Linked DNA regions of Homo sapiens: region 2 is linked to region 1. The links are chromatin contacts, found by Hi-C or POLR2A ChIA-PET in ENCODE. All regions are on one chromosome and are shown on one strand. Each heading gives the region's core, a stretch centred on a gene start or an enhancer-like site at or near the end of the contact. The rest is flanking DNA. Distances are from core to core; before and after follow the strand shown.

What was found. Hi-C counts contacts between places; a loop is a spot of excess contacts on that map. ChIA-PET counts read pairs that join two places held with the same protein, here RNA polymerase II (POLR2A). Pooled maps may share reads with other maps.
Region 2: a loop to region 1 is called in a pooled map, with 3 times the contacts of the local background. The contact joins two enhancer-like sites. A Hi-C loop is called at or near these places in 1 of 168 maps with a recorded cell type or tissue (breast epithelium) and 5 of 50 pooled maps. POLR2A ChIA-PET finds 5 or more read pairs at or near these places in 5 of 52 experiments (A673, MCF 10A, OCI-LY7 and 2 more).

Annotation. Positions count from the first base shown.
Region 1 is chr14:89,219,920-89,225,834 of GRCh38, forward strand. All of the region lies in intron 4 of FOXN3 (forkhead box N3), which reads right to left. Among named protein-coding and RNA genes, the nearest start is that of FOXN3-AS3, 130 kb to the right of the region's middle. Within about 2 kb of position 1,337, at least 4 of the 41 ENCODE cell types and tissues checked have a DNase peak (open chromatin) inside an H3K27ac peak, as active enhancers do.
Region 2 is chr14:89,275,161-89,280,757 of GRCh38, forward strand. All of the region lies in intron 4 of FOXN3 (forkhead box N3), which reads right to left. Among named protein-coding and RNA genes, the nearest start is that of FOXN3-AS3, 72 kb to the right of the region's middle. RefSeq lists an enhancer at 1,492-1,591. Within about 2 kb of position 1,436, at least 6 of the 41 ENCODE cell types and tissues checked have a DNase peak (open chromatin) inside an H3K27ac peak, as active enhancers do.

The DNA.
Region 1 (5,915 bases), core at 87-2,586:
AGAGAAGTCTCAGGCAGGATCCTTGCCACTTACAGAACTAATCATCGGTCTGCAGTTGACTATTTTTTTAAAATTATAATGATGTATATAATTCCATACTGATATCAACTGATGAGCTGAACTTTATGTTTGCTTTGCTCCATTTTGCTATGCTTTTTGCAAGCCACACCTTCCTCCTCCTTTCTTCTCATCACATTATTCTTCTTCCTCTTGCGAGGCCCAGCAGATCTCCCAGAGAAGCCACATGCTTTGGATTCATTTGCGGCCTCCCTTGGTTCCAATTCAGACCATGGAAAGTGGCAGAGCAGTTGAGGATGCAGGCTCTGGATTCAGGTGGCATGGGTTCAAATCCCGGCTCCAGTACTTACCAGCAGTGTGACCACAGTCAAGATACTTAACCTCTTTGTGCTCCAGTTTTCTTATCTGTAAAATGGGCTGAGGATTAAATGAGCTGGTGTGTAGAAAGCATGTACAGAGTAGCTGGCACACAGCACTGAATAGTGCTGCACCATCTTCAGATCTAAATGATACAACTAAAGCATCACCATTTTCAGGACCCGCAATGCAAGCTGTGTGCTGGTGATACGACTGATTTTTCCTGGCTGCAAATACACACACGGCTCTTTCCATACTACCTACTTCATACTACCTACTGTACACCAGCCTGGGTCACGAATGTGTATTCATGGGCTGGATCGGGAAGAGAGCGGTGGCCATGACTGTGGTAAAGATGTCTGATCTGGACCTAGATGGTACCCTGTCCTTGGTCCCCCAGCATCTCTCTGGGGCTGACCTGCCAGGCAACTGAGCATCAGTACTCCTATCAGACGAATTTCTCAATTGTATCCAAGTGTTAATACATGCTTTGAAAGACGGCCAGAAGAATGCCCTGAGAACCATCAGAAAGCAAAGATTAGCTCCAGGTGAGGCAGTTCTACTACACAGGCTAACGTGATAGAACGATGACTGAAAAATCACCAAGGGGAGGCAACCCTGACAGCAAGGAAAAAAATAAAAATTAATTACAGCACTCTATGGAGAAGGTGTTCAAACCCTGAAGCTTATGGAATCAGGCTGGTAGCTGAAAGTGAGTTCAGGGATGCATTAAAAACAGAACCTATTTTTACACCAACAAGCAGCAGAGGCAATAGGTACAAAACTCTCAAACGAAGGCAGAAGCCTGTGTGTGTAATACAAGCCCTAGTGTGGTGTAAGGGCCACTGAGAATTACCACTAAATGTAGCGTGGATTTTATTATTTGACAGTAAACATAGTGGTAACAATGATTATTTTGTTATAATGGTAGTTCTATTCCAGCGAAGTGTCTTAGGCTAGCATTTCCTCCTTTCTCTTGGATGGTGTTCTATTGCTATGACAACCAATAACATTTTGCACACCACAGAGCACTATATCATGTATCACCACGGCAGAAAAGGAAATGCCATACTGTACTTAAAAGCCACCTTCTTTTCTTTCTCTCTTTTAAAGTCTGTTATCACTCCCCATGCATTATTCACTATGCCATATTATATATAACCTTTACCTTTGGTTACAGTCAGATTTGTGATATATGAAGCAAAAGCCAGAAAGCCTTGCAAATCCCTTAACATTTTCTAACAAATAAAGGATAACCAAACTGTATTATTCTGATTTTTCTTCAACACAGTCATAAAGAACTTGATTTTGCCAACTTCCTCACTGGATCAAAGGCCTTTGTCAGACTTTCGCCACTGTTTGTCTTATGCAGCAAGATCTCTCTCAGTGACACGGCTGGGAAGTAAAGTATCCCCTCTAAGAGAATTTTCCAATACAAGAAGCATCACCTCTTAAAATATCATTTTTTATTTTAAATATTTTAACCAAATTAAAAAATCACATCATACACCAACTTCCCTGTCTATATAATCTTTTTTTTTTTTTTGAGATGGAGTCTTGCTCTGTTGCCCAGGCTGGAGTGCAGTGGCGCGATCTCGGCTCACTGCAAGCTCCACCTCCCGGGTTCACGCCATTCTCCCACCTCAGCCTTCCAAGTAGCTGGGACTACAGGCGCCCGCCACGGCGCCCGGCTAATTTTTTGTATTTTTAGTAGAGACGGGGTTTCACCGCGTTAGCCAGGATAGTCTCCTGACCTCGTGATCTGCCCGCCTCGGCCTCCCAAAGTGCTGGGATTACAGGCGTGAGCCACCGCGCCCGGCCTACACAATCTTTTCTTGAGAACTTAGTTGTCACCGTGGAAACCCATCACTGGCCATTGCTGTGGCACACAGAGCTCTCCAGAGCTGATGTCACCTGAGAAGTACCCTGCCTATGCCCACTGTGGGGCTGGGGAGCTCTGGACAGAGTCAACTAAAGCTGGGAATATACCAGCTCATTTTAACATCTGTCAGCGTTGCCTGGTCCCCCAAGACAGGAAATACATGAAAATTATGCACAATTCCACAGAGTTTCAAGGTCTTTGGATTCTAATGGAAAGACGCTTACATATATTAAGATACAAAAAAATGTAAATCCAGTCTAGTGACAGCCAGAGGGCAGGGGACGTAGACTAATACAAGTGGACAGAGAAATCCGTAATGTTTACCGTGAATCTAAGGAGTGTGGGCCACATGAAATCTGCCTCTTTATTTTGTGGCCTCATTTACAAATGACTATAAAAAGGAGCTCAACCCAGGAGTCAGGGGCACAGACACCCAGCCGAGCTCAGGAGGACACCTGTTGGTCACCGAAACATCTCAGCAAGCCGGGAAGGCAGCCCCACCTTCCCACCCAAATTCACCTAGGAAGGCGATGCCCAAAACTACCTGGGATGACACAATTGATGGTTTCTTTAGTGAAATAAACATCATTTTCTTTGCTCTTCTCTCCTACCTCCCTCTACCCTTCCTTTAAAAAATAAAATAAAATAAAAATTTTAAAAAAGGAAATAATTGGGGGCAAAAGTTTTGCTGAGAGTATCTAAACTATGGAATCTGCCTTTAGTGTTTCTGTAGGATAAGAAACAATTTGGCCTCAATTTTTTTTTCTTTTTAAACAGAGACAGGGTCTCACTATGTTGCCCAGGCTGGTCTTGAACCCCTGGGCTCAAGCAATCCTCCCACCTTGGCCTCCCAAAGTGCTGGGATTACAGATGTGAGCCACCGCAACTGGCCTGGGCTTGGTTTTTAAAAAATGTGAACTGGAGAGCCAGATTTACTTACTGGTCTGTTATTTCCTGCAATCTCAATGACCGTGAGGCTTGTGACTGAGGCACAAGTTGAGTTGAGCCACTGTATGCTAGATCTATGAGGATGGGAGGCCGAGGGTGGAAGGGAAGCTGGCGAGGCTGTGTCGGGTGGTCCTGAAGTCGGCCTCCAGTGGGAAGAGCACTAGTCCCTGGGTGGGCAGGTGCAGACCACGGGCTGTGGTTCCAAGGCCAGACCCCATGGCCTCCTGCCTCCCCTTTCCCACAGCAAAGGTCACCACAAAGGCCAGGGGCAGGTTCTCCTGGGAGATCGCCCAGGGTGCAGGTTGCTGATGGCTTCCTACATTTCGGGTGAGAAGGGGCCTGCTTGTCCACCTTTGTGAGCTTCCTCAGGGCGAAGAAGAATTAGAAATTCCGAGGACTGAACTGCATTCCTGGGCAGCCTCCAGGAGCCTCCAATTGCTCAGACTTTCCTTCTTAAAGTTGCCAGAAGCCCCTGGTAGGTCCCTTTCAGAAAGCATCTGATTTGGAATTTATAGCAATTCTCCCACTGGGCAGTCGAGGGTGAGAGGTGGGCCGGGTGCGGCGCTGGTTGCTGGGGAAGAGACGTTTCCAAAGATCCCTGAGGTGTGGAAGTCAGGGGGAGAGGCGTCCTCATGGGAAGCAGGTCTTTCCATGCTTGGACAATTTGTGTGAGCATCTTTTACCCCCAGGAACATTTAGAATAAAGCAGAGAAATGCTTAAGGAAATCAGGTCTGTAGAATGAATTCCTTAAACAAGACATCAATGCAGATCAACATATCGATGCAGATCAATGTATCAATTGTTCTAACTATTTGAAATACTCACTGTATTTCAAACATAGTATTTCAAATATTTATAACGATTAAGAGAATCTGTCCATTAGAATAACAGACCAGCCTTGAGACTTTAACTTAAAATGTGGCATTAAATAATCAACTTAGATTTTGATTTGAAGTCAAAATCTCAGTAAGGTCATATATACTATACAAGAAAACTTAAAAGACCACAAGGTGTAACATACTTATGAGCTTAATTAGACTTATAAGAATTGCTTAAGTGCTCTAAGAGGCTTGTTTGTTGAGTCAGGCAATTGAGTACTTATAAATTTAATAAGTTCGATTTCCTTTACAAATGCAGCTTAAAATGTTTAAAGGAGTTTAATTAACTAAGTTTGCAAATCAGACCAAACATTAATAAAAGGCCTCCTTAAAAGTGATTATTAAAAACTGATAGGCTTATAAATAAAATGAGATCTGTGAACACCTGTCAAAAGCCTAAGGAGAGGTGAGAATTTAGATTTCATAACTTTCATAAAAATTAATTTCAAAGAGTAAATATCAGAATTACCTTTTCTGCCCCAAATGCTTTGGAACCCTACCTTGCCCATATGATGTGATATGTTTTAGTTTTCCATCTTCAATAACAACTTATTGAGGCACCTACTGTGTGGCAGGTACTATACCAGGCACAACTGGGTATGTTCTAACAATCATCTGGTAGGAGAGATGTAAATATGTGCTACATGAATAACTGCTACATTAGAAAACGGGTGACAATCAACTAAGGAAGACAAAATGCTACAGAAATTCAAAGAACATACATCAATGAAGGCATCATAATAAAATCTTATTTGGAGGCCAAGACAGGAGGATTGCTTGAGGCCAGGAGTTCAAGACTAGCCTGGGTAACATAGCAAGACCCTGTCTCTATAAAAAGAACTTAAGGACGGGTGTGGTGGCTCACGCTTGTAAGCCCAGCACTTTGGGAGGCCGAGGCGGGCGGATCACGAGGTCAGGAGATCGAGACCATCCTGGCCAACGTGGTGAAACCCCATCGCTGCTAAAAATAAAAAAATTAGCTGGGTGTGGTGGTGCGTGCCTATAATCCCAGCTACTAGGGAGGCTGAGACAGAAGAATCCCTTCAACCAGGGAGTCAGAGGTTGCAGTGAGCCGAGATTGTGCCACTGCACTCCAGCCTGGCGACAGAGTGAGACTCCATCTCAAAAAAAAAAAAAAAAAGAACTTAAAAAAGAGCCAGGTGTGGGGATGTGTGCCTATAGTCCCAGCTACCTGGGAGGCTGAGGTAGGAGGATCACTTGGACCCAAGAGTTCGAAGCTGCAGTGAGATGCGATCACGTCACTGCACACCAGCCTGGGTGACAGAGTGAGACTGTCTCTGAAAAATATATAATACAAAAGCCGGGCACAGTGGCTCATGCCTGTAATCCCAGCACTTTGGGAGGCTGAGGCAGGCGGATCACGAGGTCAGGAGATCGAGACCATCCTGGCTGACATGGTGAAACCCCGTCTCTACTAAAAGTACAAAAAATTAGCTGGGCATGGTGGTGGGCGCCTGTAGTCCCAGCTACTTGGGAGGCTGAGGCAGGAGAATGGCGTGAACCCAGGAGACAGAGCTTGCAGTGAGCTGAGATCGTGCCACTACACTCCAGCCTGGGCGACAGAGCAAGACTCCGTCTCAAAAAAAATAAAAATAAAAATAAAAATATGAAATAATATTTGAACTAGATCTAGTCTGCAATTTACTTTTTGAGTTGACCCCCTCCCTCACTGTCCTGAAGCATCATCCGCTGACCTGAGTTTGCCTTACACACAGGTTCACGCTTCTGCTCTTTTACTAACTGGAAACTCAGCTTTCACAACTCTGTTAGGATCGTGTGTAACATAAAGGTTAACAGGATGTGAGTGAAG
Region 2 (5,597 bases), core at 186-2,685, 55 kb after region 1:
GTCCAAACCTATAATATATCGTATTGTCTCCCTAAGATCCAAAGGACCTTGGAAAATCATCTTGTTTGGGGATGGGTATCTTCAGCCAGCCTTCCACCCACTCTGTCCTCTCCTTGCACCCGCAGCAGACACAGCTGGCTGAAGGTAACACTCTTTCTCCACTGAGCCAGAACTAAGCATCAAAATCCATTCTGACCTATTTTGGGGGAAGTTGCTAGAGTGGAACAGAGCTGGTACTAGATAGGGAATCTTTGCCATCGCTGAGGTCTGCTCCTTAAATTGCAAATGAAGCGCTAGGTATGCCACGTGGCTTGTCCAAGGTCACAAAGTTTACCAAGTGAAGGGTTGAGACCAGAACCCAGGTCCCTTGACTCATAATCCAGTGTTCCTTCCACTATAACTTCCTCTTGAGCCTTTCATGGCATGAAAGACAACCAAGGTGAGGTATCTCATACATTTCAGCAGTAAAAGTTCGTAGCAGAGTTATGGGAGGGGTAAGAGTTGTGGAGAAGGGGTGATAAACGCTGTTACTCCCAAGTAAGTTTGGATATGAAGCCAACCTAGAACATGGGAAACTGGTATTCCTCAAAGCAAGTCATCTAACCATCATGTCAACTTCATGCACATTCTACGGACTGCGTGTACATTGGTGCACATGGAGGAACAGCATGCATCTCACAGCAGAAGACCTGGTTTCCTTTTTCCCTATTTTAGCTGTGGGGGTGGGTAGGTGGGAGTCTAAGGCAACACAATCCTCCTCTGTGAGCTGAAAATGCCTTTAAGTCCTTCCATTACATTAGCTCGTCCAGTGTGAGTTGTCAGAAGTAAACGGATGGCCAGGCACAGTGGCTTAAGCATGTAATCCCAGCACTTTGGGAGGCCAAGGCAGATGGATCACATGAGATCAAAAGTTCGAGACCAGCCTGGCCAACACAGCAAATCCCCATCTCTACTAAAAATACGTAAAAATTAGCTGAGTGGGGTAGTGGATGCCTGTAATCCCAGCTACTTGGAAGGCTGAGGCAGAAGAATCACTTGAACCCGGGAGGCAGAGGTTGCAGTGAGCCAAGATCACACCACTTGCACACCAGCCTGGGCGACAAGAGCAAGACTCCGTCTCAACAACAGCAACAATAACAACAACCAACAGAAGTGAATGGAAATAAAATATGTTAGATAATTTATTTTAATTCTACCACCGCATCCTAGGGACACAGAGTTGATAATAATTAGAGGCCCAATACTATAGTGACGGAGAAAAGGAAGAGGGAAGAATGACCAGAAGGGTATAAGGGTGTCAAGTGAGTCACTGGAAAGGTTTGTAAAACCAGTGGTTTCATCTGTGCTGAGAGTGGCTGGGCTTCTTAGAGTGGGTGGGCCAAGCAGCCTTTTCCAAGAAGGGCTAGGACTCGTGGTCTGACCACAGAACGGGCTGTGAGTGGTTGAGAGGGTGGGACCTGGTTGAGAGGGTGGGACCTGGACTTCCCCTGGGGATCTCCAGCCTAACCCAGGACTGGACACACAGAGATGTACCATCAAGAAATGCTTGCAGGTGGGGTGGGGAGGGTAGGCCCAGGGAATGCCTGCTTGGAGGAAGAGCTAGAAATAAAAGCAGGCCAAAATGGTCAGGCAGTAGCTCCTCTCTGAACAAAACTCCGTGGGGAGCTCTGAGGCCAACAGGGCCTACCAAGACCAAGAGGGCAGAAGTAGGATATAAAATCAGCATGGCTTGTGGCAACTTTCAGCAGAAGGCATGAAGCTACCAAGAGCAGAGGTGCCTATGTCATTTTGGGATGAAACCATCAGAGACCAGATGAAGGGTCAGATTAGGGGTGAGGAATGTCTTTAATTATGAATCACTGACTCATTACAACAAATCATCCAAGGGTGATGTTTTAATAAAGTAACCTAATTTTAAGTTTGATGGGTGAATGGAATATGGGGGAGGGGGACAGGGAGTTTGGAAATGGGAAAATATAAAAAAGACTTTATTCTTTTCATTAACAAAATAAGAGAGATTAGTAAATGAATTAAACGAATAAAATAAAGAACACGTTTCAAACACATAGAGACCGTAACACAGAGACACACAGACACAAGAAGAAGGCACGGTGGGGACACCTGTCAGCTGGCCACGCCTGCAGGGCTCTGAATAAGCCACTCTTCTGTTCAGCCTGCCCTGGGTCCCCTCTGAAAAATGAGCTTGTCCCCTTCTAATGCTCTGCTTGGTTTCCATTGTACAAGAATTGAAGTGCTCTCTAGCCTGCTGAAACTGTCTGTAGCAGCCTAAATGGCATTTAAAATAAAGACTGTGAACTGATGAAATGACCAATTATGTTAAGTACCCATGCCTGGTGTAATCCAAACCAAATCTTACCCCATTATCCTCGAAACCGAGAGGTGATTCAGCAGCCCCTCTTGCCAGTGATTCTGAACCAAAATACAGGCACCCGACGTCCAGGGAGGACCTCGAGAACAACCAGTTAATTCTTACAATTGGTTTTGTGCTGGGAAAAATAAAGGTACTAAGTTTCCACTCTAAACCAAACAACGATTTGACAATGAAAACTGGTGCCCCGCTCTAACTATTAGGTCATTTTGATTTCAACTTTGCTTCAGGTTTTAACTTCCATTATTTCCTCTTCAGACATTGCATTATTCTTCCCGTCGCTATACAAAGGTGTCTATGAAGTGCTCAGGTTCCGCGCTGTTGCTATGGTCTCTGTGAAGCTAAGTTCTCTGGTTATTTCTCTTTCTTGCAATGACATTTTTTTTCTATTTCCACACACCTAAATCTATCTGCTTTTTTAAGGCCTTAAGTGTCAGTTCTCCCAAGAAATGACAGCCCCTCTGCTCCCACCCTTCTGACAAAAATAGGTCTCCCTCCTCTACACGACAGGGCACCCCCACTGTATTAGTCCATTTTCACGCTGCTGATAAAGACATACTGGAGACTGGGTAATTTATAAAGAAAAAGAGGTTTAATGGACTCACAGTTCCACGTGGCTGGAGAGGCCTCACAATCATGGTGGAAGACAAAAGATACGTCTTACATGGCGACAGACAAGGGAGAATGAAAGCCAAGCAAAAGGGAAACCCCTTATAAAACCATCAGATCTCGTGAGACTTATGCACCACCACGAGAACAGTATGTGGGAAACCGCCCCATGATTCAATGATCTCCCACAACACCTAGGAATTATGGGAGCTACAATTCAAGATGAGATTTGGTTGGAGACACAGCCAAACCATATCCTACTTATTTTCCTATCCTGCATTATTGAGTCCTGGGGAGACCACTCCATGAAGCAAGTTATCCCCCACCCTGGTTCAATTCTGCCAGTCCTGCTAGTGATCCATAACTCATGATCCATAACCCCGGCTGGCTTCTGCTGGCCAGTCACTGGTCCCACAGCACCCTAAAGAAAGATTCCCACGTCACCCCCATGTGACCAAACTGCACCTTCTCACCCAGCACTGAGAATTGCCATCTTTGGGGACAAGCATCCTCGTTCTACTTGCCCTCAATTCCAATGCCTGTGGCTGGAAGCTATTAACAGAGTTCCCTACTCGTCTGATTATCTAGAAAAATTTTCTTCCACTTGCTATAGGGAAAAACGAGGGATGTGCGTACATTTTTGAAAACAGAAAGTGAGAAATCAAAAACCTGAGAGAGTGGCATTAAACAGGCACATTTTTCTTCTACTTGATTCTAACCCAAACCTTCCCCTGGCATGACTGGACAGTCCCTTCTTTAGGTACTCATATCTTTATTCGTAAAATCTTGCTTGTGGGCCTTAGCAACTTTCCCATGGCCCAGAACCACCCACCAAAGGACACAAAAATATTAATTAGGAAGAATACCCACATATTCCAAAAAAATATTATCACAACAAAAGTGTCTCCAGAACTCTAGGGAATGAAGAAACATCACAGAAAAAAAAATGAATGTTAACAAATCTCTGCCCACCCTCCCAAGCTCTCATCAAGATTCTTCTGATTTTCAAATGTACAAAATTTTAATGGGTTGCATTTAACTGGATGTGGATTCAATAAGCATCTGAAATCTGTACTAGTTTAATTCACAGTTCCTAGAGCAACTGGGGGAATTTGTAACCCTATCAGGAAGAGAAAAGAAGTCTACACCCGCAGGATAATCTCATACTGACATCTCTCAACTTCAGAAACCTTATCAATATTAATATTTCCCTCATGTTTTTGCCCCACAGAAACGAACAAAAAGAACTTACCTAATGCCAAAGTGAATGAATAAAAATCGTGAGAAAAGGCTCTAAGAAAACAAAATCTCTTTTCTCAAAATAATCCAAACCTGAATGATATTCATATCACTGCTATAGTTCTAGAGGAAAAATGACGCACATAACTTTGAAACTCACTTGAAAAGAACCCAAAGGCTGATCCTAATCAGTTTCCACTTCTACTATCTGAAGGGAAAACAGAATAGATTTTTTTAAATTATGTGTTAATTTTTGAGAGTGGAGGGACTTCCTTTTGTTTTCTTAAACATTTAGGATATCTACGATGATTATTAAAATTAGGTTTAACCAAACTTGCCTGACTACATTTCACCTGTACGAAGCAAAAATACAAAGAAACGCTTGATTTCCCAATTTCACAGGCTATTAAAATCACAGTATGCAATTGCGTGGCCTATAAATCAGCACTAAAAATGTGATGACATCTCTGACAAGGGTTTGAGCTACTACGGAAACCTGAAGATACATGTCTCTCTTCTTAACCATACTTATCTCCTACTCCTTCACACACAGGGCCGGCCCTCAGCCTCTACTTCTAAGGGAAAGAGGCTAAACAGCTCTCAACCAATCAATAGACACTAAAATCCCTCACCATAAGCCCAGTGTAGTTCAAAAGCTCTTAGCACAGCCAAACTCATCCACATTTGGCCAGCAGGGCCTGTCTGACTCCTAGCCAATCAACAGAAGTAGGAGGGATAGAAAGCTCGAAGGCCCCGGGAACCACTCAATTCCATTTTATTTACAGAACAGATATCCAAAATAGCGATAACCCCAAAGTAATTTCTAAAAGGATTAAAAATGAACCTCTTTGCTATTTTTTAAATCATTTATTCCTCCTTAACTTTGGCCATTTCAAAAGGAACTTAATGGCAAAAGTAGAGGTGAAAGGTCATTGGAATTCCATGAGCACACCGCCTAGGGACTAGGACAAGGCAGCTGAGTTGAGCTGGACAACAGCAAGGGTGTCCCCTGTAGGTGACACTTGTGGGGACCAATGTAGGGTGACTGGACTCCGAACCTCAGAACAAACCACGGCCAACCTTCCAGGTACATGTAGATGTTGGGCAACAGTAAGAAATGCATGCACCTCCATGATGATACAAGTGCCAGAATAACCAAACCCTCCTTTTTCAGCTCAAGTTTTTGAAACATGTAAAGGGGTTTGCTTTTATCAGCCTAGTTTATGTTTCTGTCGCATTCTAATTACCATGTAATTCCAACATCACCAAAGCAAGCCGAACACTTCCAGAATATGAACAGTGACGGCGGGCCAAAGAAGCAGTCCTTAGAGGCCTGGTTTCAGACTCATGATTCACAGCG